2 separate regions of the Homo sapiens genome follow, and region 2 is linked to region 1. Evidence: chromatin loops called from intact Hi-C (ENCODE). Cell type or tissue: natural killer cell. All regions are shown on one strand. Links, peaks and the distances in the headings refer to the core of each region. The heading gives the core; the rest is flanking DNA.

The links. Peaks named below come from ENCODE experiments on the same cell type or tissue, not always from the same donor. Only the 100,000 strongest peaks of a DNase experiment are listed, where the experiment ranks them.
Region 2: it touches region 1 in a loop (7-fold over the local background); 101 of 110 quality-filtered maps call a loop at or near these places.

The regions. Positions count from the first base shown.
Region 1 is chr22:19,966,392-19,981,329 of GRCh38, reverse strand. COMT (catechol-O-methyltransferase) reads right to left here. Exons shown (of 6, transcript NM_000754.4): 6 at 11,355-12,794. The coding sequence ends at 12,594. ARVCF (ARVCF delta catenin family member) reads left to right here. Exons shown (of 20, transcript NM_001670.3): 5 at 1-119; 6 at 1,088-1,587; 7 at 2,250-2,433; 8 at 3,255-3,372; 9 at 3,744-3,915; 10 at 4,607-4,624; 11 at 5,573-5,644; 12 at 7,091-7,218; 13 at 7,537-7,687; 14 at 8,013-8,211; 15 at 8,294-8,405; 16 at 8,503-8,593; 17 at 8,919-8,972; 18 at 9,359-9,444; 2 more. The coding sequence ends at 10,102. Among named protein-coding and RNA genes, the nearest start is that of MIR4761, 10 kb to the right of the region's middle. In natural killer cell, for the core only: a CTCF peak has its summit at 10,655 (motif pointing left); DNase peaks (open chromatin) are centred at 9,809 and 10,669; H3K4me3 peaks cover 23 bases; H3K27ac peaks cover 810 bases.
Region 2 is chr22:20,014,527-20,029,464 of GRCh38, reverse strand. TANGO2 (transport and golgi organization 2 homolog) reads right to left here and starts at 8,355. Exons shown (of 9, transcript NM_152906.7): 1 at 8,219-8,355. It overlaps ARVCF (ARVCF delta catenin family member), which reads left to right and starts at 12,642. Exons shown (of 20, transcript NM_001670.3): 1 at 12,642-12,876. RefSeq lists enhancers at 6,095-6,234, 7,553-7,602 and silencers at 8,203-8,592, 12,351-12,750. In natural killer cell, for the core only: no CTCF peak of the experiment used is centred there; a DNase peak (open chromatin) is centred at 8,454; H3K4me3 peaks cover 1,687 bases; H3K27ac peaks cover 986 bases.

The DNA of each region.
Region 1 (14,938 bases), core at 9,670-12,169:
GGCTTGGAGGATGACACGCGCAGCCTGGCCGCTGATGACGAGGGTGGCCCTGAGCTGGAGCCTGACTATGGCACGGCCACAAGGAGGAGGCCTGAGTGTGGGCGGGGCCTTCATACCAGGTGAGCTGCACCCCGTCCCCTGTGGCTACCTCCTCTGGGAAGTCTGCCCTCCACCCCCCAACTACAGAGTGCCCCACTTGTCAAGTGGCGCAGTTGAGTTAGTCATGCATGTTAGTTTGAATTGGCCTTGGCTCTCGTCAGGGACAGAAGAAAGGTGGACCCTGGGGTGGTAGGAGTTCGGCTGGGCACTGTCCTGCAGGCCCAGGGCCCAGGAAAGCTGGGAAGAGTGCCGGCCACTGGCCTTGCTCCAGCCACACTCTGGGTAACCAGAACCCAGAGCCCTGGCCCTTGTCACAGCCCCTGGTTCTGTCCCCATTGCCCTCAGTTTCTGCATCTCTGGAGTGGGGATGTGACCACAGCCCGGGTCAGGATTTTGTTGTGTGACCCTGGCCAAGTCACCTGACCGTCACTCCTAGCCTCAGGGCAGGCGGTTTGATGACAGCAACCCACAGGGCTACTGAGAGCTAAGGAGATCTTGTGCCCCAAGGGGCTGGTGGCCTGAATACTCCTCAGGTGGTCCTACTGGGATGGCTTCATGCGGAGAGGGCCATTTACTCCCCCTACATCCTGGCACAGCCAGAGATGGGCCTCATGGAAGATGGGGTGGTTTTGTGGAAGGGAGGTGAGACGGTCTCTCCAGCAGCCATAGCAGATGTCTCACAGAAACTTGTTTTGCTCGGGATTGGGAAACTGCCCGGTGACAGCAGTGAGTGAGTTTGCTGTCCTGGGAGGGTTGCCTGGGTCCTGGTAGCCGCTGGCTGGGGTTTGGCATTTGGCTCTGAATTGGTTCTCACTGGGCTGGTGCATGACTCTCTGTGTCCCCACCATGCTCCGGGCCAAGATACAGGTGCTCTCAGCCCAGCGCTGCTGGGTGAGTTTGCAGTCCTGAAGAAGGTGTGATGGGGCAGCTCAGAGGCAGGGCTGGCGGCTGCTGTGACGATGTCCACGCGCCCCACTTGCCTGTGCAGGGCCTACGAGGACACAGCAGATGATGGCGGCGAGCTGGCGGACGAGCGGCCTGCGTTCCCAATGGTGACGGCGCCCCTGGCCCAGCCTGAACGGGGCAGCATGGGCAGCCTGGACCGGCTGGTGCGGCGCTCGCCCTCAGTGGATAGCGCCCGCAAGGAGCCGCGCTGGCGGGACCCTGAGCTGCCTGAGGTGCTGGCCATGCTGCGGCACCCCGTGGACCCCGTGAAGGCCAATGCGGCCGCCTACCTGCAGCATCTGTGCTTTGAGAACGAGGGTGTCAAGCGGCGTGTACGGCAGTTGCGGGGGCTGCCGCTGCTTGTGGCACTGCTGGACCACCCGCGGGCTGAGGTGCGGCGCCGGGCCTGTGGGGCACTGCGCAACCTCTCCTATGGCCGCGACACTGACAACAAGGCCGCCATCCGGGACTGCGGTGGTGTGCCTGCCCTGGTGCGCCTGCTGAGGGCTGCCCGGGACAACGAGGTCCGTGAGCTTGTCACTGGTGAGTGGGACCTGGCCATGCTCACATCCCCTGGGAAGAGAAGAGTGTGAGGCTCAACCCGGGAGGAACGAGGCCACTCGGCCTGCGACCGCCTGGGAAAGCACCCGGTAGGCAGGAGTGCAGCTGCTGAGACGCTTGCCCCAGGAGCCAGGCATCAGGCCCAGACACTGTGACAGGTTCCCCAGTCTCTACCATAGCAGGGAGGCTGACGCTGCGCCCCTCGGGCATGTCCCCTCACCTCCTGCCTTCACACCTCCTGCCCCCACAGAAACTCTCCTGGGACCCACCTCCTTGGTTCCCACCCCAACCGTGCAGTGGTGGGGCTTGTGCCTTGTGAGAGCTGAGGGACAGGTAGGGTCACCGTGTCTCTGTGAGGCCCTGTGGCCTCAGGAGTGTTAGTGCCACCTGCCACATGGCAGGGAATGGGTGGGACGGGACAGCACTGCCACACCCTCCTCTGCACCTCCTCCCCTTTGGGGCTCCTTCCTAGCTGGAAACCAGTACTGGGTGTCCCCCGGAACCACTCACGGCTTTTGTTACTTCCTACTGTTCTGCATGAGCTGGGACATGAGGAGAGTGGGACAGGTCCTGAGCGTGGCCACCTGGGGAGGTAGGCAGGCGGTGCATATGGTCAGCACAGATTGGCCAATCGCACCCCACAGGCACCCTGTGGAACCTGTCATCCTATGAGCCCCTGAAGATGGTCATCATTGACCATGGCCTGCAGACGCTGACCCACGAGGTGATCGTGCCCCACTCAGGATGGGAGCGTGAGCCCAACGAGGACTCCAAGCCACGGGACGCCGAGTGGACAACTGTCTTCAAGAACACGTCGGGCTGCCTGAGGTGTGGACCAGACCTGGTGCTAAAGCCCACATGCACACCAGGCCCCGTCCTCGTGGTCCCAGATAGTGTGGAAGATGGCGGCGAGCTTAGGAGCGCCAGAGCTTAGGAGCTTCAGAGCTGTGGCACAAGTCCTGTGGATGAGAAGTGGGGCCTGATGGAGCTGTCCTCACCCCCAAGTGGTGTCCCAGTCTTCCCAGGGGCACCCTCTGGAGGGGTCTCTGTGGTACCGTAGCCCTGCCCAGCTCTCACCTACCTTCCCATCACTTGACAGCCAGAGGGGGAGCTGGGACCTTCCTGTTCATCTGCCTGGGAGGCTCATCCCAGCCACCTGTGACCTCTGCCCTTCCCCTCCTACCCCTGGGAGGCCCTGCTGACCCCACAGAGTCCTGGGTCCCCACAGTCCTGCTTGTCCATCAGGGTGTTCCCGCGCAGCCCTGCAGGCTCTTGACCTTGGGGTAAGGTGGGGCCCAGAGCTGCCATTGGGGTGGCGAGGGACCCAGAATTGCCCTTGCACAGGTTCAGGTCTCTCTGAGAGTGCACCTGTCCCTTTCCAGGTCAGCTGGGAGGCAGGGAAACCCTGTCTTTCCCTGCCCAGCTATCCCCAGCCAAGATAGTTGTCTGCCAGGGCTCCCCTCCTGAGGCCTGGGGGCAGTTAGCTTCTCCCCCTTCACTGAGCTCCAGACTGTGGGGTCCTTTCCCATTAGTGCTAGGAGGGCAGCAGCAGGGCCTATTTTGCAGATGAAGACAAGCCCACAAGGCCAGGGTGGAGCCAGGGAGTTTCTGGTAGCCAGGGGTCACCTGGCCTGCTCTTGGCCACACAGGAATGTGAGCTCCGATGGTGCTGAGGCCCGGCGGCGACTCCGGGAGTGTGAAGGGCTGGTGGACGCGCTCCTGCATGCCCTGCAGTCGGCTGTGGGCCGGAAGGACACTGACAACAAGGTGGGCAGGGACGGTCACAGCCTCATACCAAGGGCTGGAGAGACGATCATGCAGGTCCCAGGAGGCTGGAACTGTGGGAGCAGCACAGGGGAATGGGCTTGTGGGTCTGGGGTGGCGTTCTGGGTGTGGCCCGCCTCGCAGTGACCACACTGAAGTGGGCACCGTCCTGCAGGCAGAAGGTGTGCCGTGAGGGCAGAGGCTTCCTCCCATGGACCCTTCCTGGCGGTTACCGCCCTTTTGCTCCCCTCCACTGAGGACTCCCTGTTCCTTTGCTCCCGGTGCCCTCATGCACACCAGCTGTGGCCAGTCTTTCCTGAGGGCCAGCCCTGTGCCTAGGGTGCCCTGCCCCACCCACTCACCTCTCCCTGCAGTCGGTGGAGAACTGCGTGTGCATCATGCGGAACCTGTCCTACCACGTGCACAAGGAGGTGCCCGGGGCCGACAGGTACCAGGAGGCCGAGCCCGGGCCCCTGGGCAGTGCTGTAGGCTCCCAGCGCCGGAGGCGGGATGATGCCAGCTGCTTTGGAGGCAAGAAGGCCAAAGGTGGGTGGGGCGGACTGGGGTATCATCTCTACCATCTCAACTCCTGCCCCAGCGGAAGGCTCTCTGTACACCCACAGCAGCCCATCATGGAGGCTAGAGGACACCTGGTCAGCCCCCAACAGGCAGGCAGGGAAGCCAGGAGTCAAGGAGGCTGGACTGCCCTGGGTCACATGGTTGATGGGACCCAGGTCCAACCTTCCCCATCTACACTGTGGGACCCCCAGGGAGTACACAAGGGAAACCAACCAATGCCCAGACCCAGTCTTTCTACTCCGGGGAGAGTTCCACTTGCCCATGAGTTGGGAAGGAGCCATGGCTGCTGCCTGCTCACTGTTCACAGAATAGCTGTAGACTGCCACCAACCTGTGGGGCAGCCCCCCATCTGCCTGGGCAAGATGCCCTGCACACCTTCTCTACTGCACTAGCAGGGTGTAGGTTCCCAGGACCTCCCCAGCAGCTGTGGGGGACCTGTACGCCACCTGCCCCTGCCCCACTGACCCCAGGCCTCCCTCTTCTTGTACCCCTGGTGGGTGCTCAGTGCCCAGAAGTGATGGGATGAGGTTCCACATGCTGCCTGCTTGATCCAGGGTGTGCAGTGGGAACCTGAGGCTTCCGGGAGGGCATGGGGGGGTGATGAGTGCTGCCTGTTCAGGCTCCTCTCCTCTCTCCTCTGCTTCCTCCGGCCTCCCAGAGGAGTGGTTCCACCAAGGTGAGTCCCTTTTTATCCTGCTCTCCAGGCCTGGCGTGTGCAGTGGGTACCTGGGAAGAGGCGAGCACGTTCCAGCCCCAGGGCCCTGCCCCACCCCTGGCTTCATCACTCGGGCTGCCATCTTTATGACAGTGGCAGGTGGGAAGGCCACGGGGCTCATTCTGTAACCTCAGACTTGCCTACCTGGGCAGAGTTGGGCAGAGCCAAGAGTGGGCAGGGCCCGGGGGTACTTATCTCTAGGGGCACCAAGGAGCAGTCTGTTTCTCTGATAGAATGGGGCATCATGTGGCTCGGAGGGATACAAGGGTCCCATGAGGGTGAGCAGGGCAGGGACCCCAGGTCATCTGGCTCCACTCTGCTGCCTTCTGAAGGGGTAGAAGCATCATCTGACATGGGGAGAGTGGTTGACAGTGGGCTCACTGTCACAGACGTGTGCAAGCCAGGGCTACACAAATGTTAGGTGGGCTGCTGTGGGGTTTCTCCTGGCTAGTAGATCCTGGGACAATGTCCTGACCCCAGCTGGGGGAGTTTCCCCCTAGTTCTGCCTTACTGTGTGACCCAAGTGAGTCTTGTCCTGGTCAGCCTTCAGTTTCTTGGCTTGTATCCACCTACCATCCAGCCAGGGCTCCTGGCTTCCCTCAGTCTACATACCTGGCAGTTGCAAGGGAGCCACCGGGAGGGTCTGTGGTACAGCTCCCAGCACCTGGTGGGAGATGAGTCCTAGGGGCAGGGCTGGGACATCCCCAGGCCCCACTGCCACCAACTCCTACCCCTAGGCTAAACTGTCTGCCCAAACTCTGACAACGGTGCTCCACTCCCACAGGTGCCCAGGCCTGGACATGGGGGTGCCTTTTGGGGCCTGGGTAGGAGAGAACTGTGCCCAACTCTCCTGATACACCCATTCCCCATATGGGGTCTGCCTCACCTCCCACCACCTTTCCCTTCCAGGAAAGAAGGATGGTGAGATGGACCGGAACTTTGACACGCTAGACCTGCCCAAGCGAACTGAGGCCGCCAAAGGTGAGTGGGCTGAGATGAAGCCAGCTCCACTGGGGGATGTCTGGGCTCAGGATTGCCCTGGTAGTGAAGCTTTGAGCCATCAAGCAGGCCTGGAGGGCCTCAGGGAACAGATGGGGAAACAGGCCCCTAGGTGCAGGATTTCCTGGAGGGTGATTCAGCACCAGGACACCTGCTGAGGGTTTAGAATGGGAGGAAGTGCCATGGGTCATGTCAGGCAAGGTTGGGGGAGACAGGCACAGAGAGGCCGAGGGCTTGCTCGGCCTCACGGTGCGTAAGAGGTGGGAAGGTTTGGAGGGACGCCTCCAGTGGAGGCAGGGCCTCCTGTGTTAGCCACAAAGCTGAGTTATCTGAGGGGGCTGGGAGCCAGGCGGGCATGCTCACATCCAGGTTCAGAGGCTGGGCCAGACGAACACCTGCAGGGACAGGGCAGTGCCTATTGGGCTGTATGCTGGGATCTGGCTTGAGAGAGAGGTCTGTCCTGGTGGGGCCTAGCCAGTTGGAAGAGCCTGCATGTCACCAGGGTGGAGGGCTCCAGCCGCAGGAGGGCTGTGGGGGAGTATTACAGGCAGAGCAGGGCTGATGCAGATACCCCAGCGGGGAGTGTGCTTGGAGTGTGTTGGAGCAGAAAGCCCAGCAGGGCAGGAGTAGAGGGAGCATGGGGCATGAGGACTGGCGAGGGTGTGATGAAATGTCACTGGGTGGGTACAGGGGAGATCGAGGTAGTACCCAAGCCAGGCTGAAGCCCCAGTTTGGAGACAGGCAAGCTTGGAAGGCTGTTTTGACCCCTCATTTCTGGAGCACTGGGCAGAGCAGCAGGACGGCGCCTCAGTTGCCCGGGAACTTGGAGTGGTTGCCAGGAAGAGTGCCTCCTGTTGCTAGGGCAGCTGCCCTGGTTGCACTGCATCAGTTGACTTACAGAGGGTGGGCTCTATTGTCAGTGGGGGAGGGTGGGCCCTGTTGCTAGGGGGCGTAGCTCTCTGCACAGCTTCAGTTACTGGTGAAAGCAGGTCCTCTTGCTAGGGGTGTGGCCTTGGTTATACAACTCTCAGTTACTGGCCAATGCTGGTCTTGTTGCCAGGGAGGGTGGGCCCTATTACCAGGGGCGTGGCCAGGATGCATAGCTTCAGGGACCTACCGGGAAATGCGGGTCTTGTTGCTAGGAGAGCGTTCCTGGTTGACACCTCCCTCCCCACCCCAGGCCTCCTGGATGCTCCTGCTGCCAGGCAGGTCCAACTGATTTGAGCCTCAGTTTGTTCCTCTGTGAAATGGGAACGCTTTTCCCCTTGGGTGACTATATGTTGATAGTAAATATTACGTGACTCATCCACACCCATCCCTGGCCCCAGCTCACCCACGCCCTGGGAGCTCTGAAGCGGGAAGCGGGAGGGGTATGATGGATGAGAGCAGATTCTGGGTGACCGTGGGTGGCGGTTGCCCTGCACCTAGGCTTTGAGCTGCTGTACCAGCCCGAGGTGGTACGTCTCTACCTCTCCCTCCTCACGGAGAGCCGGAACTTCAACACCCTGGAGGCTGCCGCCGGCGCTCTGCAGAACCTCAGTGCCGGCAACTGGATGGTGAGGGACCAGGTCGGGCAGGGTGGGCAAGTCCTGAGAGAGGGAATCCCAGGCACCTCACTGGTGCAGCTCCTGCCTCGGCTGGCGGGGAAAGGAGGGGCCACACCACCACCCCAGGATCCAAGAGGTGTATGGGCTGCGGGCAATGCGTGCACCCTGGACGGTGGGAAAACCTCGGTGGAGGTGCCGTTGAGCTTTTGGGGTAGGGCTTTGTCGGGCACGGGAGCAGGAAGGTCCAGCTGGAGAGAGCGGTCAGCGTCTGGAGGTGGGAGAGTGCCTGGCATGTATGTCTGAGCAACCCTCTCCCCGCCTCCGCAGTGGGCCACGTACATCCGCGCCACAGTGCGCAAAGAGCGCGGGCTGCCGGTGCTTGTGGAACTGCTGCAGTCTGAGACCGACAAGGTGGTGCGCGCCGTCGCCATCGCTCTGCGCAACCTCTCGCTGGACCGGCGCAACAAAGACCTCATCGGTGAGGACGCCTGCAAAGCCCACGCCTGGGCACCGAACTGTGCCTGCAGCTTTGGGGTCCCATCGGAGGGGCTTGGAGGATGAGTGGTTTGGGAGTCCAGGCCCCGGCCCTCTCGCTTGGGCGCTGTCCCAACTGGAGGTAGCTCCAGTCCCCCCGGCCCTGTCTCTGAAGCTCAGCGCCCTGCTCACAGGGGCTCCTGTGACCGCCTGCACACAGGCGGTCTCCAGGGGCTCTCCTGGCAGTGCCCCTCGCCCTCGCGGGATCCCTGCTCCTTCCTGGAGAGGTGGGGCAGAGGTGTGTTCTGACACCTAGTCCTGCCCCTCAGGGAGCTACGCCATGGCTGAGCTTGTGCGGAATGTGCGCAATGCACAGGCTCCGCCGCGACCGGGGGCCTGCCTGGAGGAAGACACCGTGGTGGCGGTGCTCAACACCATCCACGAAATCGTGTCCGACAGCCTGGATAACGCGCGCTCGCTCCTGCAGGCACGCGGGGTGCCAGCGTTGGTGGCTCTCGTGGCCTCCAGGTGTGGAGGGGCGGGGTCGGTGGCTTGGGGAGCCGCGGAGGTGGGGGAGGGGCCACCACTGACCCCGCCCCCGGCCCCACAGCCAATCGGTACGCGAAGCGAAGGCGGCGTCACACGTGCTGCAGACAGTGTGGAGCTACAAGGAGCTGCGTGGTACCTTGCAGAAAGATGGTTGGACCAAGGCGCGCTTCCAGGTGCGGCTTCCCTGGCCTTCCTTCCATTCCCTGCTCACTTTGCCTTATTCCCACTCCATGTGCTTCACCCACCCTGTGTCTGTGTTTTATGTCTCAGTCAGCTGCTGCTACTGCCAAGGGGCCTAAGGGAGCACTGAGTCCTGGGGGCTTCGATGACAGCACGCTGCCACTGGTGGACAAGAGCCTTGGTGAGTGGTGGAGCTTAGGGAGCCTAGAGGGTGGCGACCCCAGCTGCCCCAGTTGCCTGACCCTTGGGTGAAGGTGAAGGAGGAGTCAGGCCTCCCACTGAGACGGCTTCCATAGGCCACTTTCCCTGCCCTCTGCCTCTTGGCTACTCCCTTCCCACAGCATCCGCGCTGTTGTCAAGCTGGGGTGAGGCTGCCAGCTGGCAGAGGTTGGGCACCTTAGTGACAGAGAGCCTCTAGGGCTACCTGGGCCAGCCCTGTGTGGGCTTCTCTGCCCCGATCCCCCCTGGCTGCCACATGCAGCCCGTCTCCTCCTCCTGCCTTGCAGAGGGCGAGAAAACTGGCAGCCGGGATGTGATCCCCATGGATGCGCTGGGCCCAGGTGAGTGCAGATGCAGTGTGGTTGGTTTTCTGTGCCGGGAGGGGACCAAGGCCTGAAGTGGGCCTGCTGGTTTTATGGGGTGTAGATGGTGCTGGGTGGAGGAGAGATATTTGGTTTAGGGGTGCTTAGAGGGTGAGGTACAGGGCAGCTAGAGAGGGATTAGTGCTCAGCCAGGGGCTCTGACCCACAAGTGGAGGGGAGTCTGGAGAGTTGGCAGGGTGTTGGTGAGAGCTGGCACCAGCCTGGATCTCCAGGACAGGGTGGGTGGGGGCTGTCTCCCAAAGCCCCTGTCCCACGAGTCCCCTGTGTCTGGGCTGAGAGGGAGATCTGCTCCTACAGGGCCTCCCTCAGAGCGCCCCTCATGCCCCACCTTACCCCATCTACAGACGGATACTCCACGGTGGACCGGAGGGAGCGGAGGCCACGGGGCGCCAGCTCTGCAGGAGAGGCCTCTGAGAAGGAACCCTTGAAAGTAAGTGGTCATGTGGCTGTGGGCAGGTCCCCGGTGAGGCCCCGTGTCTAGGGGTTGCTGGAGAGCAGCCTAGGCCATGCTGGGTCTGGTCTGGGCCCTGGGGTACAGCTGGGTTGTGGGGCCAAGCCCAGGAAGCAGCCCCTTCACGCCAGTCAGTCTGTGGGTACTGACAAGTTTGCAGCTCCCACCCACTGGGGACAACACTGCCCGGCCACACCCTGCATGGGCCAGAGCCTGTGAGCTAGTGTGTGTGCACCCTTCTGTGCATGTGCGTGTGAGAGCCCACCAGGGTCCACCAGCGATGGCAGGACCTGCTGCCTGCTGTGTGCCAATCCCCTGGCTTCCTGTGCAGGCCTGTGTGTGTGCACGTGCCCGCCCTGGGCCCGTGTGAGCCACACGTTTCCGGCTCCCTGCGCCCTTGGTGCTACCTGTGCTGTCCTGGCAGGCCAACCCTTACATCGCCAGCCTCGGCCCTGCCCCTGCCCTGTCCCCCCAGGAGCTCTAACTAACCTGCTCTATTGTGCCTCTAATGCCCACCCGTGCGCTGCAGCTCGACCCCAGCAGGAAGGCCCCTCCCCCCGGGCCCAGCAGGCCCGCGGTCAGGCTGGTGGACGCCGTAGGGGACGCTAAGCCTCAGCCCGTTGATTCCTGGGTCTAGCTTGCATGCCTGGTACGTTCTCTCATCTGGTTGTTCGTCCACCTGTTCCTGCCCTCTGGGCCAGGGCTTCTTGTTAGTCTCCGCTGCCTGCACGCTCTGCTCTTCCCGCACGTTCCCCGCAGGACTTTGGCCTCCAGTCCAGCAGCCCAGTGGCCCATTCCCGGAAAGACCAGGCAGAGGTCAGAGAGGGAGGGTGCTCCCTGGGCCCACAGCCCTGTCCCAGGCACTGTGGGATCAGGGGCCTGAGGAAATGGGACCAGAGTAGGGATGGGCACCATACCCTCCAACGCCCTTCGGGGACCAGCAAGTCAGGATCAGCCCTGGTGCCAAGACCCTTGGGGTCAGCCCACACCACCCAGGGCAGATGCTTCTATCCACATCTCCATCCATGTAGCCTGTGGAGTTGGCTGCCCTGCCCTGAGGTTACACGTGGTCCTGTGCCACTCAGTGGCTGCAGCGTCCACCATCCCCTTTCCCTCTGCAGGGCCCAGGCCCAGCCTCTTGTTCTTAGGGCTTGGATCGTGGAAGAAGGGCCACCCTGAGCAGATCGTGCCGTGGAGCTTGGAGCCCCCTGGCGGCAGGGGTTGGCAGCGCCTCGCCCCAGCCAAGCCTGACTTTGGGGACACCCTCCTGCCCCCCCACCCCACTCCCCCCATCCTACCTAACTCCCTAGGCCTGAGTTAGCTGTTTACTGACATGGTGCTGTGTGTGAGCGAGTGACAGAAGGCCCGAGGAGGCCGACTGGGCTGCTGGGGCAGGGCCCAGGGAGGTGGCAGGGAAGGGTGCCTGGCTGGGCTTTGGGGCTGGTGGGATAGGAGGGTGCCCCTGGGAACACAGTGCCCCAGTGGTGCGGGCCAGGTCTGGCGCCAGGGGCAGGCAGCTAGGCAGGGAGGGGGCTGGGAAAGAACTTGGACTTCTAAAGGCGGAGGGTCTCCCTGGGCACCCTGCAGGCAGGCAGACCACGGTGTGGGGGGTGCCCCACAAGGCCCAGCCCTGGGCAAGGAAGCTTTGGAAGCAGCAAGGTGGGGGTCAGGCTACAGGTGCCCCACCTCCCCAGAGCCCTGCAGTCACGTGAGGCCCCTGTGCAGTAGAGAGCCTTTCTCCAGCCCATGCTGGCTGGGGCCGGGGCTGCCGCATCTGCCTGGAGCCTGGGCAGCACCTCCGGGACTGACCTTCGGCAGTGGCTGGGGGACTGCTTTCAGTGCCTGCTGTTCGTGACTCAGAAACAGAAGAAAAACACTGAGAAAAAGCATTAAAAATAAGCCAAAATAAGACTATTGGTAAACACCTAAATTTTTGTAAGAAAATTTAAAAATTAAAGCAGCAAAGGAACTTTTTGCTTTCTGCCACTCAGGTCTGGCACAAGTGGCTGGCTTCTCCCTTGTGTCGGGCCTCTGCGCGTCTGGGGCAGGGCCCTGGGTGGAGGTGGTCCCAGGTGCCCATCTGCTGTGTCCTGCAGAGGCTCTGTTTCTGGTCCCTGGGTGGCCCCAAACTTGTCCACTTGGGCTCACTGGTCTGTCTATCCATAGGAGTGGGCTGGCTGGGGGCTAGCCAGGCCTTGAGCCCAGGAGTAGAATCTTGGCTAGGGGCTGGTCTCGGTGCAGGTGAACTCAGCTAGCACAGGGTTGATTCCTGTCCTGGGCCTGGGAACTGGGCCCTTGGAGCCTCTGAGGTGGCTAGCAGTCTGACCCCTTGGAGGAGATGGGGACAGCTCTAGGTGTAGGTGGGCAGAAACCAGCACTGCATCCTCACTCATGGGCCAGGGAGGCAACTACAGGGATGCGGGAGCTGGTCTGAGCCATTGCCTCTTCTGTAAGCAAGGCCCAGTGGGGAGTAGGGAAGGAGATGCTTCCACTCTGTGCCACATGGGGCCCAGAGGGGCTGGTGCTGCTGCGGGGTCCACCTGTCCCCAGCGCCTGCTTGGTCAGAAAGGTGTGAATGCTGGCTGACTCCTCTTCGTTTCCCAGGCCGGCAGTCGTCCCCATGGGGCTAACAGGTGCCCCTGGCCTAGCTGCAGGAGGGCTGACCTCTGCACCACTGTGGCTGGGAGGCCAGTGGGCCAGGCGTGCCACCCAGAACCCAGCCAGCTAGGGGCCCCGCCCTTAGCGTTAGCGTCCGTCAAGGGGAGCTTTGAATGTTTGGTGCCCAAGTCAAGGGCAGCAGGGGAATGGCAGTTGAGAAGGATGTACTAAGTCGAGTTATATCTAAATATTTAGATTCTTAATTTCTATTTTATATTTTTAAAACATGATATTAGTATATAAGATAATATAGCTAGCCAGTGTTAGTAAAGAAGTCATGATTGAGTCTTAAAAAAGAACAATCCAGTGTTGCAGTTCAGAGAGGTTAGCATGTCAGGGCGCAGGCCTCGGCCGAGGTGTGCTTTGCATTTAGGACACAGCCCGGAGCCGCAGAAGGTCAGCAGGAGCACGTCTGGCACCTTCAGTACCAGGCTGGGTGAGAGAGCCCGAGAGGGGGGCCGGGGGGGCAGTCAGGGCCCTGCTTCGCTGCCTGGGCCCTTGTAGATGGCCTTCTCCAGGCCGTCCACCACCTCCCTGTATTCCAGGAACGATTGGTAGTGTGTGCACTCAAAGCAGCTGCTCCCGCGCACGTGTGCTAGGAAGTCTGGCGCACCTGGGCAGATCACGTTGTCAGCCAGTAGCACTGTCCCCTTCCGCAGCAGGCCACATTCCTGCAAACAGACCGGGGGGTGGGGGAGGTGAGGGTCAGAGGTGCCCAGAGAACCTGCCCCAAACCAGGATGGGTGCTCCTCACTAGGCCACGGCACCACGCCTGTGCCTAGCCCCTGGGGCCAGGTTTCCACTTTCTGCCCAGCGTGACTCCTGCAGGAAAGGACTGTACAAGACTTGGGTGCCACCTTCAGAACATGGGCCCCGTGAGGACAGGGACCTTTCTCTCATCAACTCCTGTATCCATCTCAGGAGTATCCATCCCTTAGAACAGCATGTGGCACACAGTAGGTGCTCAATAAATGCTAGCTGGGTGAGTGGAAACAATGGGGCCCTCAACACCCAGTGCCAGGAACTCAGGCCTATGAGGGAGAGGCACCCAAGGAGAGGGGTTGCTGGTATGGTCCCTGGAGACAATATTGGCCTGACCAGGGTGACCCTGCAGGGCTGAGGTGGGGCAGACCTCCCATCAACAAGCCTGCCCCTTGGGGTCAGTTCTGGACATCCCCAAGCTCCTGCATTTGCAGACCCCCCATCTTCACCAGTGCCTGGGCCCTGGGAGGACACAGAGTTCCTCTGCCTGGGTTCTGTGCAGAAGGAAGGAGTTGTTACTGGACACGCAGCCATAGGGCATGGCCCGTGGGGTCCACTATCGGGAGAAACCTCATAGGATGCTTGCCTATCTATGCTATCAGAAAAGGGTTTGCTTACATCACATAAACAAGAAACCTTGAGAGGAAGTGTTTGCCTATGGGGAGGAAGGACCTACCAGGGCAAGGGACACCCCAGTCACCTTGTCTTGGAAATTTGACTTAGTCACCAAACAAAAGTTAACAAGCAATCTCAAACATCTAAAGTATAATAAAATCAATTTGCAGGCAGGTGCCTTGAAACACTGGTATCCGACCCCACATGCCTCTGGGATGGGCCTGGAGAGTCCCACAGGGCTTGCAGCTGTCCTGGTGGTGGGTGGCGGTCGTTTCCAGCCTGTATGCTGCAGAGAAAGCAGGGGGCTTTCATGTGACAGTATGGACACCACACGGCTGCAAGGTCAGTGAGGTCAGGGGACAGCCCCAAGGTCCGGAGTTGAGCAGGAAGTACCACCATGAATCATGATGTGTTTTCATTTAGAAAAAAAAAAAAATGTCCTAGCAATGTCAGCTGAAAAGACGTAGAACAAAGCGCCACCCGGGAGGAGGACAATGGCCTAGGCCTTGAGCAGGGCGGCTGCCTTCCAGTCTGGGCCAGGGAATGCATGAGTGAGGGGCCTGGGCTCCTGGACTTCTCGGGTTGCGCCAGGGGACTCAGGAGCCCAATCTGGTCATCAGGGATACAGAAGACGTCAGCGGACTGAAAGACACCAGACCACTGCACCTGCACGAGTTAAACAGGAAAGAAGGAGGGAAGGGCAGAAAGGAGCATGGGTCACCTTTGGAGGCTGCCAGGGGCCCACTCCTTTACGAAACTGGTCAAGAGGGGAAAGAAGGCAGCACCTGTCCTGCCTGTCGCCCGACACTGCAAGCCTCCTACCAGCTACTCAGACCACCTGGAGAACTGGCTAAACATGCATCAGCGTCTGAGCAGGACTGAAAATCTAATGCCGTGGAGAAGCGACAGTGTCAGAGGAGCAGGTGACACTATGCTGAGGTGGTTTTCATCTGGCCCACCCTCCTTAGACTCTCCTCCCTTCAAGAGTTGGAGCCTCACAGAGGTTGCAGGGAGCCAAGATCGCGCCACTGCACTCCAGCCTGGGCGACAGAGCGAGAGACTGTCTCGAGAAACAACAACAAAAAGTTGGAGCCTCAGACCAAGCACACACCTGTACTCCCAGCACTTTGGGAGGTTGAGGCAAGAGGATCGCTTGAGGCCAGGAGTTTGAGACCAGTCTGGGCAACATAGGGAGACCCCATTTCTACAAAAAATTTTTAAATTAGCCAGGTGTAGTGGTGCATGCCTTTAGTCCTAGCTACTCAGGAGGCTGAGGTGGGAGGATCACTGGAGCTCAGGAGTTTGAGGCTACAGTGAGCTATGATGTCATCACTGCACTCCAGCCTGGGCACAGAGCAAGACTCTGTCTTTTTCTTTTTTTTTTTTTTTTTTTAAGGGGGAACTCATTCCTCTTCCTTTGGGCATGGGCTGGACTTGG
Region 2 (14,938 bases), core at 7,075-9,574, 51 kb before region 1:
CCCCTAGCCTAACAACCTGGTAATTCTGCAAAACAGGAAGAAAGCCTGGACTTGGCATGGGTTATTCTTAGAGCATGGCGCTGTCTGTGAAGGACGGAAGCTTTCCAGGCACTCTGGGCCCATCTGCTGATGCTTTCGAGAACTCTCCCAGCGTGCACCGTCCTCTCTGCCCACCTTCTGCTTCTGAGAGCCACCCCGCTCTAGAATCCCCTCTCCAGCCTAGGGCTCCTCCCCTGGCTTCTCAGAGAAACCAACAGGGCCTTCTGTCCTAAGGCCAAATGGAAACGGGCTAAACTCCCTCTCTAAGAAGAATGAGACTCCAGTTGAGGCAAGCCCCAAACCTCACTCCATGCGGTGTCTAAAAAAGGCACGACAAGAAAACCATTCAGACAGAACGCCTGGGCAAAGATGGGCCAGAGCCACAGGCAGAGAGCAGCAGCAGCAGTGACCCCAGCCAGGGCTGCGTGGGGACAAGGTCTGGCACCCTGATGGATGCGCACATGGCCTGCTGCCTGGCAGTGAGGATCTGCTTCCCTGGCTCTCAGTGCCCACCACAGGCAGGTAGGTGGGGTGGAGGGTGGGCAGTAACCTTGCAGAGGCCCATGGGGAAAAGAAGCAAGGGGGACGAGGGCCATGCTGACAGGGCCTCAAATGGAGGACCCAGTGGGGAACAGGCAGACCTCAGTGCTGCAGGGCAAATCCAGGCCACCCTCCTGCATGTCCCAGAACCCACTACTGCCAGCCTCCCCTTCTGAGGAGGCCAACAGGCATCAGGCATCTGACCGTGCCAGTCGCCCACCCCACACCAACCAGCACCACCTCCACTAGCTTTTGTATAATACCAAGAAACGCTGGTCCCTCCCATACGCTGCCTGTTCATTCACCCTCTATTCAGCCTCTCTGTGCCCCAGCCTAAGGCTGAGTCTCCTGTAGCCACGACTGGCAGCTCTGGAGGCTGGTGGGACCCATAGTTGTTAATACCATCGCTCAGGTCACCCAGGAGCACATTCTGGAGGGAAACATTTCCAGTGACATTTAACGGGCCAAAGCCCCATCCCTTCAGGGCTCATGTCTGTCATCCCAGCACTTTGGGAGGCTAAAGCAGGAGGATTGTTTGAGGCCAGGAGTTTAAGTCCAGCCTGTGAAACACAGCAAGTCCCTGTCTACAAAAAGCAAATAAAAACAATTAGCCAGGTGCAGTGGCATATGCCTGTGGTCCCAACTACTTGGGAGGCTGAGGTAGGAGGATGGCTTGAGCCTAGAAGATCAAGGCTGCAGTGAATTATGATCATGTCACTGCACTTCCGCAACACAGCAACAGAGGGAGACTCTGTCTCAATATAATACTAATAATATAATAAAATAAGGTAGGGTGCAGTGGCTCATGGCTGTAATCCCTGCACTTTGGGAGGCTGAGGCGGGCAGATCATTTGAGGTCAGGAATTCAAGACCAGCCTGGCCAACACGGTGAAACCCGGTCTCTACTAAAAATACAAAAATTAGCCAGGCATGGTAGTGCAGGCCTGTAATCCCAGCTACTCAGGAGGCTGAGGCAGGAGGATCACTTGAACCCAGGAGCCGGAGGGCGCCGTGAACCGAGATTGTGCCACTTCACTCCAGCCTGGGTGACAGCGCGAGACTCCGTTTCAAAAAAGTAAAGTAAAATAAAATAAATAATAATAAAATAAAATTAGCCGAGCATGGTGACATGCATCTGTAGTCCCAGCTACTCAGGAGGCTGAGGCAGAAGGATTGCTCGAGCCCAGGAGTTTGAGGCTGCAGTGAGCTATGATAGCACCACTGCACTCCAGCCTGGGTGACAAGGCAAGACTCTGAGTCTCAAAAAAAAAAGGAAAAAAAGCCTCAGCCAAGGGCTGCCTGTGGCGCCAGAGTGTTCTTAACCTGCTTGCACACACATGTGAGCAGACACATGTATGCTGTGGGGTTAACACGCTAGGGTCCCATTGCTCCGTTCTCCCTGATTGGCCATGAGGTCTGTCTCCACCAGAGCCATGTCCCCACTGGTTCACCACTGCCCAGCTTTCCCGCTGCTCTGCCTCTCAGCTGTGGCTGGTGTCTTCGTCCCATCAAGCGACCATCCCTAGCACATGCTCTGCACATGGGCTGATTTGGCTTGGATCTGTGTCCCCACCAAATCTCACGTTGAATTTAATTCCCAGTGTTGGAGGCAGGACCTGGTGGGAGGCGATTGGATCATGGGGGCAGAATTCTCATGAAAGTTTAACACCATCCCCCCCGGTGCTGTACAGTGATAGAGTTCTCACGAGATCTGGTTTTAAGTGTGTGGCACCTCCCCCATCTCTCTCTTCCTCCTGCTCCAGCCGTGTGAAGTGCTGGCTCCTGCTTTTCCTTCTGCCATGATTGTAAGTTTCCTGAGGCCTCCCCAGAAGCTGAGCAAATGCCAGGATCATGCTTCCTGTGCACCTTGCAGAACCGAGAGCCAATTAAACCTCTTTTTTTAATAAATGACCCAGTCCCAGGTATTTCTTTACAACAGTGGGAGAGCAGCTGAGGACATTCCTAGGATAGACGCAAGAGGTGGAATTGCTCCATCCATGGGTGACGCTTTCAGATAAACAGACTTGGCCAAGTCCCCGCTAACGTCTAGCACCAGAACCTGTTGCCACTCACCTGCCTCCAGGGTGTATGCAGTGTGGGAAATGTTCCCGCCAGGGTTTTATGGGCATCCCCCACTGGCTGGGCAACTTGTGACCTCCTGTATGTTCTTGCCAACAATTCACCAACATGGGTACTGACTGCTAGGCCTTTGTCTCACTGACCCGTAGTGCAGCTGGTGTGATGTGGGCAACCATGTGCCTGTCCCAGGCCTGCAACTGTTTTCTCCCTAGCCATCCCCTGCCTTTCAGCTCTGCCTGTGATGCTGTCTAGTAGAAATAGCCTTATATTACATGGGATTTTCCCATCATTACTGTACAGCAGTCATGTCCCGTCCTGCTAAAGGCCCTCCCTGTCCCAAAATGAGAACTCCTTTTTCTTATCTACCTTGTATGGTTGCACAGTGGTGAAGCTCTTTTTTTTTTTTTTTGAGACGAAGTCTCGCTATGTCGCCCAGGCTGGAGTTCAACGGCGCGATCTCAGCTCACTACAACCTCCACCTGCTGGGTTCAAGCAATTCTCCTGCCTCAGCCTCCCAAGTAACTGTCATTACAGGTGCGTGCCACCATGCCTGGCTAATTTTTGTATTTTTAGTAAAGACAGGTTTTCACCATGTTGGTCAGGCTGGTCTTGAACTCCTGACCTCATGATCCCCCCGCCTCAGCCTCCCAAAATGCTGGGATTATAGGCGTGAGCCACCCCGCCCAGCCTTGGTGAAGCTCTTGGATCTGCCCACTGTCTGCCTGTGCGACTGCTGTGAGGTGGGGACCACCCATGCTTCCCAAACGCACAGCCAATTGTCCTTAGGTGGCCGCTGGCCATCCAGTCTGGCCCACCTCAGCCACATCCTGGACTTCTAGTCACATGGGCCCCTTGAGGCCTTAAATGTGTCACCAGGCCTCTGATGCTGCAGTAGTCACCCTAGCTTCAATGCATTCTCAGGTGTCTGGAGGGCACCCTCCAGACTGTCCCCCTTGGCTATTCAAAGAACCTTCCAAACCCTGCCTAGATCACGCCATGCCCCAACTCCTGCTCACCATGCCAGGCACTCTGCAGGTGCCCAAGTCCACAAAGTGACACAGTAAGAAAGTCCATAACCTGGAAAAGAAGCCAGCCTGTGCCTTTCCATGGTGATGAGGCAGCAGGGAGGTCTCAGCCAGAAGATAGCACTCTGCTTGGTCTTTCATGCAGAGGCCAGAGATAAGCAACATCTGCCCATGGGGACAGGAGGCAGGGCAGGGCCACCTGGTCTAGGCAGCCACTGGGGGACACGAGGGAGATATCTGGGTGCTGGTGGTGGTGTGATATGGACGGTAGCTGTGTGGCTGGGTTCACTTTGTACAATCTGTCACGCCAGACACTGAAAGCGTGCACACCCAGTAAGCATGCTTCCCGGCGGGGAACAGTAATGTCTACCCTCAAAAGAAAGTGCACTGGCCAGGCACAGTGGCTCACACCTGTAATCCCAACACTTTGGGAGGCCGAGGTGGGTGGATCACCTGAGGTCAGGAGTTCAAGACCAGCCTGGCTAAAATGGTGAAACCCCGTCTCTACTAAAAACACAAAAATTAGCAGGGCGTGGTGATGCACGCCTGTAATCCCAGCTACTCAGGAGGCTGAGGCAGGAGAATCGCATTGAACCTGAGAGGCAGAGGTTGCAGTGGCACGATCTCAGGTCACTGCAACCTCTGCCTCCGGTATTCAAGCGATTCTCCTGCCTCAGCCTTTTGAGGTGACAAAGCAAGACTCTGTCTCAAAACGCAAAAAAAAAGAAAATGTACAGATCCTGCCCTCCTTCCCTGCCAGGGCTGGGACATTTCTATGGGCAGGGAAGAGAGGGAAGGAAGGGCAAGAACCCAAGAGTCACTTGTTCACAGAAAGCAAGAGAAGACCCAATCAGCCCTGGTGCAAGACAGCTCTGCATAGGACGGGGTGTAGCTGGGCTGTCGCAGCAACACCACACCTGGAGACCCTGGGGGCCAGAGGGGATGGGACACACGCTTTTGGCGGAACCACTTCCCTTTGGCAAGCGAAAAGGCAAGCATAGCACATGGGCAGAGGGGATGTGTGCTAAGCAGAAAGCAGTGGTGACAGAGGAATGGCAAGCTATTAGTACCACAGGGTCAAGGGGACCTAGACACTTGGGAGGGTAGCCATCAAGTCGGGCTCCTATTGGGGCTGCACATGGTGAGTCCCTGAACAGAGGGTGACTAAGCCCTACAGTCTGCTGCCCCCATTTAATGGCCTCAATGGCCACAAGGGCTGGTGCTGCAGGGCTGAGCAGCCGGGCGCCCAATCCCCATCCCTTGTAATCCCCACTCCATCAGCGGTGGCAGCCCCCAGGGGCAGAGCTTGAAAGCACGAGTTGCTCTTTTCAAAGGCAGACACAGACATGTGACGCGGGCTCCCGGTGGCTGTCAGCAGAGGAGGTAAACACACGTGGGAACACAGTGTCGCTGTTCACGGGGCCTGGGCGAAGAAAGTCCTGACGTCAGGAAACCCTCTGAGTCTCCAGTCCACTGCAATGCCCTGCTCCCTCCTATCTCCGCAGCAAGAGCTCACCAGTTTACACTCTCTGGCTATTAAATGGCATTTTTTATTTTTATTTTTAGATGGAGTTTTGCTCTTGTCGCCCAGGCTGGAGTGCAATGGTCCTGTTGGGTGGGCTGGGGGCAGCTGGAGAGGGTGACCTCTCTCACTGCAACGTTCGCCTCCTGGGTTCAAGCAATTCTCCTGCCTCAGCCTTTCGAGTAGTTGGGATTACAGGCACCTGCCACCATGCCCAGCAAATTTTTGTATTTTGTTTTTAGTAGGGACGGGGTTTCACTATGTTGGCCAGGCTGATCTCGAACTCCTGACCTCAGGTGATCCACCTGTCTCGGCCTCCCAAAGTGCTGGGATTATAGGTGTGAGCCACCGTGCCGGGCCTAAATGGCATTTTATTATGACACATTTTCTTTTTTTTTTTTTGAGATGGAGTTTCGCTCTGTTGCCCAGGCTGGAGTGCAGTGGCACGATCCCGGCTCACTGCAAGCTCTGCCTCCTGGGTTCACGCCATTCTCCTGCCTCAGCCTCCCGAGTAGCTGGGACTACAGGTGCCTGCCACCACCACGTCCGGCTAATTTTTTTGTATTTTTAGTAGAGACGGGGTTTCACCGTGTTAGCCAGGATGGTCTCGATCTCCTGGCCTCGTGATCCACCCGCCTCGGCCTCCCAAACTGCTGGGATTACAGGCGTGAGCCACCGTGCTTGGCCTATCATGACACATTTTCTACAGTGGTACTCTCTCCTCAGATCTTCACAATGCTTCCGGGGCATTTCTTCAGCCTCACACCAGAGGATCACTGTCTCTTCCCAGTTCCAAGGAATAGCACAAACAAGAGGCATCGTGAGCAGACAGCAAGCTCTGGACACAGGGTGGCCCCATCCTCAGGCCCTCCTGGGAGGAACACTCAGCTTCCTCACAAGCCAGGGACAGGCCAGCCTCGCAGCGGCCCCTGCGGCCTGAGTGGTTAGTAAAAACAAAAAAAAAGGGGGGCACTCCTACCATGCCCGCAAAGAGGATGAAGGCAAGCACTTCAAGTTTCAAGTTAGCATGGCACTGAAGATCTCAATGGATGTACCCCCAAATGTCAGCAAGTGCACCAGGGGAGCAGCCGCTGGGAGAAGGAGGCCAGCCTTTTTTATCTTTAAGCATGCATAAACTATTTTTGCAGTCTAAAAGGGAAGTTGAGAGAAAAAGGGGAAAAAGCTGTGATAACCTCAAAAAGCAGCTCAGTCTTTCTGGGGTGACCTTGTTTTCACGGAGCCCATCCTCATGGTAGGGATAGGCTTGTTTTCAAGACAGCCCAAGCCCTATGGTAGGGGCCAACAAAGGCCAGGCTCTGCCATGCTGCTGCCATGTGCTGACTGACACGTCACCAAAGGATGGGCCCTGCTTCTCATGCATCTGGAGTGTCAATGACAAGCATGGCCCTACTTCGAGAAGTCTTCCCAGCCTCCCTATCCCGGGCCATTTCTCTCCAGACCCCTTCTGGGGTCCCTGAGAAGCCCCTCATATCCCTGTGGGTGTTTTCAGAAGCAGCACCCTTGGGTGGGCACCGGGGTGCCCTCCAAGTTCGCCGTCTGGCGCAGAAGCCGGGCACAGGATCAAGTTCCCAGGACACTGCACGTGATTCCACACACTGCAAAACGTAATCAGAATGACAGCCCACAAGTGAAGACCAAGGAAGCACAAGAGGCTGGGCAGCCCAGGAAGAGCTGACAGCTGGTCACCTTAGCTCAGGGAAGGGCTATGGCCACCACACATCACAGCAGGCAGGGGCTTGGTCTGAGGGGCCTGCAGTCTGAGGACATGCAAGTAACACAAAGCTGTGTAGGGGTCAAAGGGGGTGGGGGCACCAGGGCACCCTACCCTGGACCACCAGAGCACTAGGATCCTGTGGGAACAGAGGCTCTGCTGTGTCCATCTAACAACATGGTCACCCTCTCCAGCTGCTCCCAGCCCACCCAACACAGACGCAGGACACAGACACAGGGACACTCCTAAGAGAGTGGCCCAGGAGTAGTAGAGGCACTGGGAGCAGGCCCTGGCTCTGAATGACCTTGGGAACACGATCTGCCACCTTAGCCTGAGTTTTCCTTGTATGAGCAGGACTGGATCAATGAATGCTTGCCCCAAAAGGCTGCCCAGAGGCAAATGAGCTAGCGTGAGAAAGCCTTCCAAAGAGCTACTCAGCTACCCCCTTATAGCTGCCGTCACATCTGCCTCATGGAAGAGGGCACTGTGCCCAGAGTGGCAGCAAAACAGTGGTCAGCAGGTCTAGAGCCACACGACAGTGCAAACAGGCCTGGCCAGGGCAGGGCATGTGACATTCCTGAAGAGGAAGGGGGCCTGAGGCCCAGGGACTTGTCCAAGGGCAGACGGTTCACTCTAAAGCTTGTGGTCCAGCAGGAAGCCAAGGGAGCACAGGAGAGGTGCTAGGGGCAGGGAAGGTGGGGGTCTCAGCAAACAGCCCTCTGTGCCCACTTCCTAGAGGAAAACGGGCAAAGCCCAGGCTGCTACAAAGCCCAGCGGTGGGGCAAGGACTGCCCTGAGTGCAGCCCTGCCAGCCCCTACCTCTGACGCTCTGGAGTTGGGGGTGGGGGATCTAACTACCCAAACCTCCCCAGGAAGGCCGCATCCAGGCGCAGGGATGACCCAGCACTTACTATCTACTCACACCCACATTAGCTGTCACCCTGCTGGCCCGCAGCAGGCCGCGGGTAGGGGGCAGAGTGACCGGGCGCCAGAGCTGTCCCTGATGCTGGCCAAGGCCGAGCAGCCCACACACCCTGCAGGGACCACGCAGCTCCCAACCCTGCCGATCTCAGCCTCCCCGCAGCGAGTCTGGTCCCACCTGCCAGAGTCCCTCGCATCCCGTGCCAGCGGGGATTATCAAAAACACCTTCCAGTAACGCGCGGGGCATTTTCGTCGGCCGGGATCGACGTGGTTGCCCCTGACCCAGCCGCCTGATTCTATACCATACCTCAGAAAGGGGAAACTGAGGCAGGGTGAGGAAGTGCGGCCAGCCCACCCACCTTCAAGCAGCCTGGCCCGGTCCGCGCACCCAGAGCCCAGAGCCCGGAGCCCCCGAGCCCAGGCCGGCCGGGCCACTAGCGGAGTCGGCCAGCCCCGGAGCCGCGCACTCACCGCCTCCGCCACCGCCGCCGACTTCCGGGTGCCGCGCCCGCGCGCCACCGCAGCCAGCCCAGTACCGCCCAGCCCGAAGCCGGCGCGTTCACCATTGGGCCGCGCAGCGAGGGGCGGGGCGGCGCGCCGCATGCCGGCGTCCCGTTGGCTGGGCGCGCTGTCGCTCGGAGGCTGCCACCTCCTGGCGCCCCGCCCCCGGGGCTGCGCCAAAGCTTCGGGCTGCGCGGGCGTCTGAGCGCTTCCTGATCCAGCGGCCTTCGGGGACTCCGCGGCTCCCTGCCTGCAGGGACGCCATGGGAGGTCGCAGCCGCCCCTGAGTCCATGCCCTCATGGACACCATCTGTCACCTGCTCACCCTGCGGCCTCTCTCGGAAGAGGTACAGGAATGCTCACTTCCGGACTGGCCCCCTCAGACTGCGTCCTGGTCTCCCCATCCTGTTCACTCAACCCCACCTCTGGACCTGGCCATCTTCCTCTTGGTCATCCCTTCCTTCACTTTATGGCCTCCAGGTCGGCTCTTTCCTCCCTGATGTCCCTGCCATTCCCAGTATGTACCCCCAGACCCTGGACTAGGCATTTGAGCACTATACCCTGCACACCCACCACCTCCCCCACTTCCACCCCCCAGTGTAGCCTTTGAGCTCACATCCAGGTCCAGGCCCCAGCGACGAGGGGCTGGCCCAGCTTGACTTGTGCAGGGTGAGCAGGTGGGCACTGACTGGGGCCCTCCCAACAGGACAGAGGCATTAGCTGGGACCGCTGCTCCTGTAGCCTCTGGGCTGTGCCTGGGCCTATGTGGCAGAAAGGTGGAGAGTCAAAGCCCAGAGGCTCAGGCCCTGCCTCAAAGTGAGCATTCAAAAAACTATGACATGGATGACAAAGACATTAGGGATAATGATAATGTGTAAAGCACTCTAAACCCAATGTCTGGGTCAGCAGTTCTTTCATCCCACTTTATAGATGTAAACACTGAGACTTGGAGCAGTTATGTCATTCAGTTGAAGTTGAAAAAGGTGGCAAGCAAGAGAGGCCACATTAGCTTCAACCTGTGTTGAAGACCTAGGTGCCCTGATGCCCTGCAGAAAACTGGGGCTCAGGGATGGGAAGAGCCTGGCTGGTAATCAGCAACGGCAAGAGTCTAACCTGGACCTACATGCGGGCCCGTTGTGCTCCACACTTTTGCTATCTTATCTGTGTTTCCCCTGGAACCCAACAGAACCTTTTACAAGGACTCCAGATGCCCAGGGACTCATGGCCAGCGGGCCGCAGACCCAGCCAGACATGGTTGTCTCTCCCACCATCCAGCAGTGGGATCATGTGGGGCTGGTACCAGTGATTTCCCTCTGAGCAGCCAAACCTATGCAATCTATAGGGCCAAGAGGTGGTGGTGGTGGACAAGTGGGATCTGGGGCTTGGGGGTGATGGACTGTGCCCTGGGGTTCATGGCAGCACCTGGAGAATGGGCTTCCCCAAAGCACCAGGCCATGCACCTCAAAGCTGGACATGAGTTGACCAAGGTTTCCCTTTGCCCACAAAGAGGGATGCAGTAACATGTCAGATGGTGGTTTGCATCCTGTTCTGTCATACCTTGTGGCCTTGGGCCATCCCCACCCCCAGCCATACTTTTCCCAGCTAGACAGAGCCAGAGCAGACACTCTGATCTTCTTTGTCACCACTGACACTCCAGTCTGGATGACATGCGATGCCAGGAAGCAGGTGACGGCAGATGAAATGGGTCTAGGATGGGCACCTAAGCCCTGGGATCTTGGGGCTGCAACAGGCTCACTGGCATCCAACCTCTAATTGCACACAAACTCAGATAGGAAGCTCACTACCTTCTGTGGCCACTCTTTTGATTTCAACAGCTGCCACTCTTGAAAAGTTCTTGACACCCAGCTGAAAGCATTTTCTCTCTGTGGCTTTCTCCGGGGGCCTCACAGCTGTCCGCATGGAGCTAGGTGAGAGGATGAGAGAGGGAGAACACTGGGCTACTGGTCCCTGTGGTCTCCCTTGCTGTGTTTTTCTTATCTTTTTCTTTTTTCCTTTTTTTTGAGATGGAGTCTCGCTCTGTCTCCTAGGCTGCCGTGCGGTGGTGCAATTTCAGCTCACTGCAACCTCCGCCTCCCAGGTTCAAGCGATCTCCTGCCTCAGCCTCCCAAGTAGCTGGGACTATGGGCGTCTACCACCATGCCCCGCTACTTTTTTTTGTATTCTTTTAGTAGAGATGGGGTTTTGCTATGTTGGCCAGGCTGGTCTCGAACTCCTGACCTCTGGTGATTTGCCTGCCTTGGCCTCCCAAAGTGCTGGGATTACAGGCATGAGCCACTGCGCCCAGCCTCCCTTGTTGTGTTTCTGACCCCTGGCTGCAGCCTAATGGGCCGACTGCTGGACAGCGGTCCTGAGTCCTGTTTGAATTGGTGCTGCCCCGACATCCTCTGACCTCAGCTAATGATCCTGCCTGCCGAGGGCAGACAGGTCTCTGCAACCCTATGGGTGGTAGGGGTGGTGATGAGAGGAGAGGTAGTCTCACTTGCACAGATTTTGGTGTATGGTTCTGTCTTTTGCACTCTTTCAACAGAGGTCTGTCCAGTCCCTCTTGCAAGTGTGGGGAGGGGGTGGTGCAGGACTATGAGGTAACTGTGAGAAGAGGGGCTCCAGCAGAACCAGGGTCCAATGGCCTTGAAGAGATGGCTGGGGACAGCTGGACTCATTACGTCTACTCCTAAATGGAGGAAACGACCCCTCAGCTACACAGCACCTGAGCCAGAATGTCACCATGGTGCTGCTCCACAGGATGACAGCTACCTGGTTTGTGAGGGCCCCTATTCTAGGGACAGCTACTTCATTCTGCCCTCCCAGAGCAGCAAGCAACAACCCTATGCCAGGAGGCCAATTGGCACGTCAAGTGCCAGCTCCAATCGATTGATAGTAGCTGCCTGGCTCTGAAAGGCAGCTGGGATCGATTCACCATGCTGCCAGCACACAGATGGACCCAGCGGTGGTCCCAGCAGTGAGTTCTTGCCTTGGGCCATTTCATTTTCTTTGTCCTGGCCAAGGAATGATTGGATGAACACACTGGACTCCCAATATGGGTGGATAAGACAAGAGTGTCTGGTCACACCCCTCCACCACTCATAAGCATGGTTGTGGGCAGTTTGGTTCCCCAGGCGGCCTTGGAGAATGCAATGAGCCGAGGAACTGGTCATCTCCAGGTGCATCCAGGGCAGGAAAGGATGACAGCATGCGTGAGCCAGGGTCACTGGCTAAGAAGTCATCTCAGGACCTCCCCCTAGAAAAGCCCACTGGGCAGCATCCCTGCTGGTTCCCCCCTACACCACAAGGTTACGCAGAGCTGGCGGAGGGTCATGGTCCCACTCATGTCAGGTGCTCTTAATCTGGCAAGGAAATGTAACCTACGTGAATCTCAACAGGCAGTGAAGCACCGTTTCTTCCTGACTCCAGGTAGGGTGAAGAAAATGGGACAGTAGTACGGGGTGCGGGCATAAACGCACAACTCTGCCTCCCCAGACGCAGAGCTGTGGGGCTGTGAGAATGCCAGGAGGAGGTAAGAAAGGGCGGCCCCATGGGGGGCCTGCAGGGTGGGACAAGCCCAAGAGGTCTCTACATCCAGGCCTGGTGGGGGAGGTGAGCCCCTGGTTTACCGAGGGGGTCCCTTCCTGCCCTCGGAAATACTGCAGCTCCTACCTCCATCGTCTCCCCGCTGCGGGGACCCAGGGGCGTGAGGATGAGAGAGCCCCCAGGCCCCAGGGTCAGACGACTGTGTTCAAGCAAGTGAGAACCTCTCTGAGGCTGTTTCCCAACTGTAAAATGGGGATAGCAGCAGAACTCTCTCTCGCGGCTTGCGTGAAGAATACAATTCGATGTCGACAGGAGGGAGCGGCGCGCAGCGCGCAGCGAGTAGCAGGCGCTGAAGAAGGATACCTGTGAACTGGGAGTGGTGGCGGAGGCTACGCGGCCAGAGTCCGGGGAAGGGGCGCCGGCTCTGCCAGTCCCTGCTCGGGGCTGGATGGTCGGGGGATGTTCTCGTAAGTCGGCTGGGAGGGAGCGGTCCCGCGTACCCTGCCACCGCCGCCGCAGAGGTTCGGGCAGGTGCGGGGCCGCGGCCCCTCCGCGAGGGGGCCGGTCATCCGCCGGGACTGACATCCCGGAGGCCCAATGGCAAGCCGTCATCTCCGCGCATCCGCCCAATCGGCGCCGGTTGCCGTGCCGCGCCGGGTCTCTCGACCAATGGGAAAATTTGCTGTCAGATGGGGCGGGGCGGAGATTCGCGTCGCCGGCCCGGTCCGCTTTGCGCACGGGCCGCGTGAGGGCGGGAGGGCTGGCCCGGGGTCTCGGGTTGCGCGCTGGGCCTGGAGGGAGGGGGCGGCCCCCGCACCGGTCCGAGTTGCGGCCGCGTGGACTGCGACCCGCGCCGCGCCGCACCGCGCCGCGCCCTGGGAACGCCGCTCCCCGCGCGCCAACGGACCCGGGGAAGCCCTTCTGGGGTCCGAGGCCGCGCTGCGGGGCCGCCCACGCTGCGCTCCAGGTAAGCCTGAGCCAGTGGGCGGGGTGTGGGACCCGGGGCTGGGGCCTCGGGTCGGAGCCGGGACTGGGGGCGGGGCTGCAGATATGGGACGCATTCCGGGCAGCGGTCCGGACAGGGTCCTATCCCTGGAGTCGAGATCCGGGCGAGGGTCTGGGCCGGACGTCGGAGCCAATCTCCGCCCCACCCGCGTCTTGTCCGCGCGCTCTGCGGCGTCCGAGACCCCGGGCCGGCGGGGGCGGGTCTCTTTGTGCGTGGCCTTGGGGCCCTACCCTACCCGTCCGGGCGTCTTGCACTGAGCACTCCAGCCGAGCGCGGCCCGACCCCGCAGCCGTGCCCGCCCCGCGCGACGCTTGGCGCCTAGCTGCCAGGGCCCTGCAGCCGCCGAAACTTTCCAACAGCCCGAGGGGCGGCAGGCCGGGAACTTTCCTGGGGCAGCGCGCCGCCGGGAAGCTCAGGGGCACCGACGGCCCGGAGGTGTCCTCGCGCCGCGCTGCTCCTGCCGCCTCGGGGGTGAGAGAGGGCGCGCCACCCGGACCCCCGGCCTGGGTCCCCCTCCCCACGCCGCCCTGCGCCCCCTCGGTGCCGGTGCGGAGACATGTCATCTCCACTCTGAGGGAGACTGCTCGGTTTGCTGGGGAGTCGCCCTGGGCAGGTGGCCTGAGAGCTCCAGCCTATTTTAATTTTTAAATAATTAAATATTGGCTGCTTACAATATTTCACCGTTTCTTAGCTATGTGTAATGTAACATACTTAAAATGGAACTAAAGGACTTCAGCTCCCTTTCCCTACATCCAGGCATATTTAGAAATAAGGAAAAGAAAGGTGCCCCGTGGGTATTTTTTAGAGTAGGCTCTTAATGCTGCTGTCTAATAACCTCAGGTGAGTACCCAGGCTGCTGTGGGGGAAACCTCCCCTATGGTATGGGCCAGGGGGGTGCAGTGGGAGCCTCCACCTCTCCCGACCTTAGCTTCTCTGGGGTAGCTGCCTTTACTTCTTCCTACTTCTTAACTACTGCCTTATCTGCCTTTACTCTGGGATCTGGGCGGTGTTTAGAGGTCTGGTCCAAACAAGGCAGGTGTTACCTATCTTGTACTCACTCTATTGGAGCTGGGATGGTGCTGAATGCAGGGGGGCAGTCAGCGCTCTCTTGCCCGGTGTGCCATGCCAGTGGCCGGTCAGCTCCTAAGCAGGTGATCCAGGCCTTAGATCAGGCGACAGTGTGAGCCGCAGCGTGTCTGGGAAGGCATTTCCCCCAGTCTTGCCCCATCCTATCCGCAATGTCTGCTCCCAGCTGTCCCCTGTCCCCACCCTACCCCCATTCTGGGGTCCACCAGCGCCCAGCAGAGGACTGGGCACAGAACATTCGCTAAGGGACTCAAGTCCCAGCTGAGAGGGTAGTTGAGCACAGCCAAGCCAGCCCCTGCCCAGCTCTTGGCTGAGCTGCCCTGTCAGGCTTTTCAGCATAAACACAAGGACCTTCTGACCAAGGTTCCTCCTGGGAGAACAAGTTCTGACCCTCAATCCTGCTAAATTTGAGTCTCCCCACCCACCACATCTGGGCTGCTTGGCTCCCATGTTTGCTCTGGCACTCCCTCCAGAGGTGGCCCTGTAGTCTCCCCCCAGTCCCGGGGCCCTCTGCATCTCTGTGGCTCTGTGAGGGTAGGGTAGCACCCCTCCTTCTGTTTGTGCTACACAGGGATTCAGGGTGAGTTCCCTGTGCTCCTTCACCCCAGGAGTCTGGCCTGGGGGAGCATGAGGCTGTCCTGAGTAAGGACAGAAGGTGCAGGAGCAGCAGGATCCCCGGTCTCTGGGTGGAGCAGGGAGCTCTGCACACGGATGCCAGGCACCACCCTCTGTCCAGCCCATCTGTCGTGCTCCCCGCCTGGCCCTGGCAGAGGGAGTGACAGGGTAGAGCTGGGATAGGGAGTCAGGGCCCATTCTGTAGACAGGGCCAGGAATGGAGGGTGGGGGTCCAGGGACAGCACTGCAGAGCACCAGCTGGGCCTTGGGGGTCCTGGGGACTTCCCTGATGGTGGCTTAGTCATGGGGAGGTGTCTGTTCT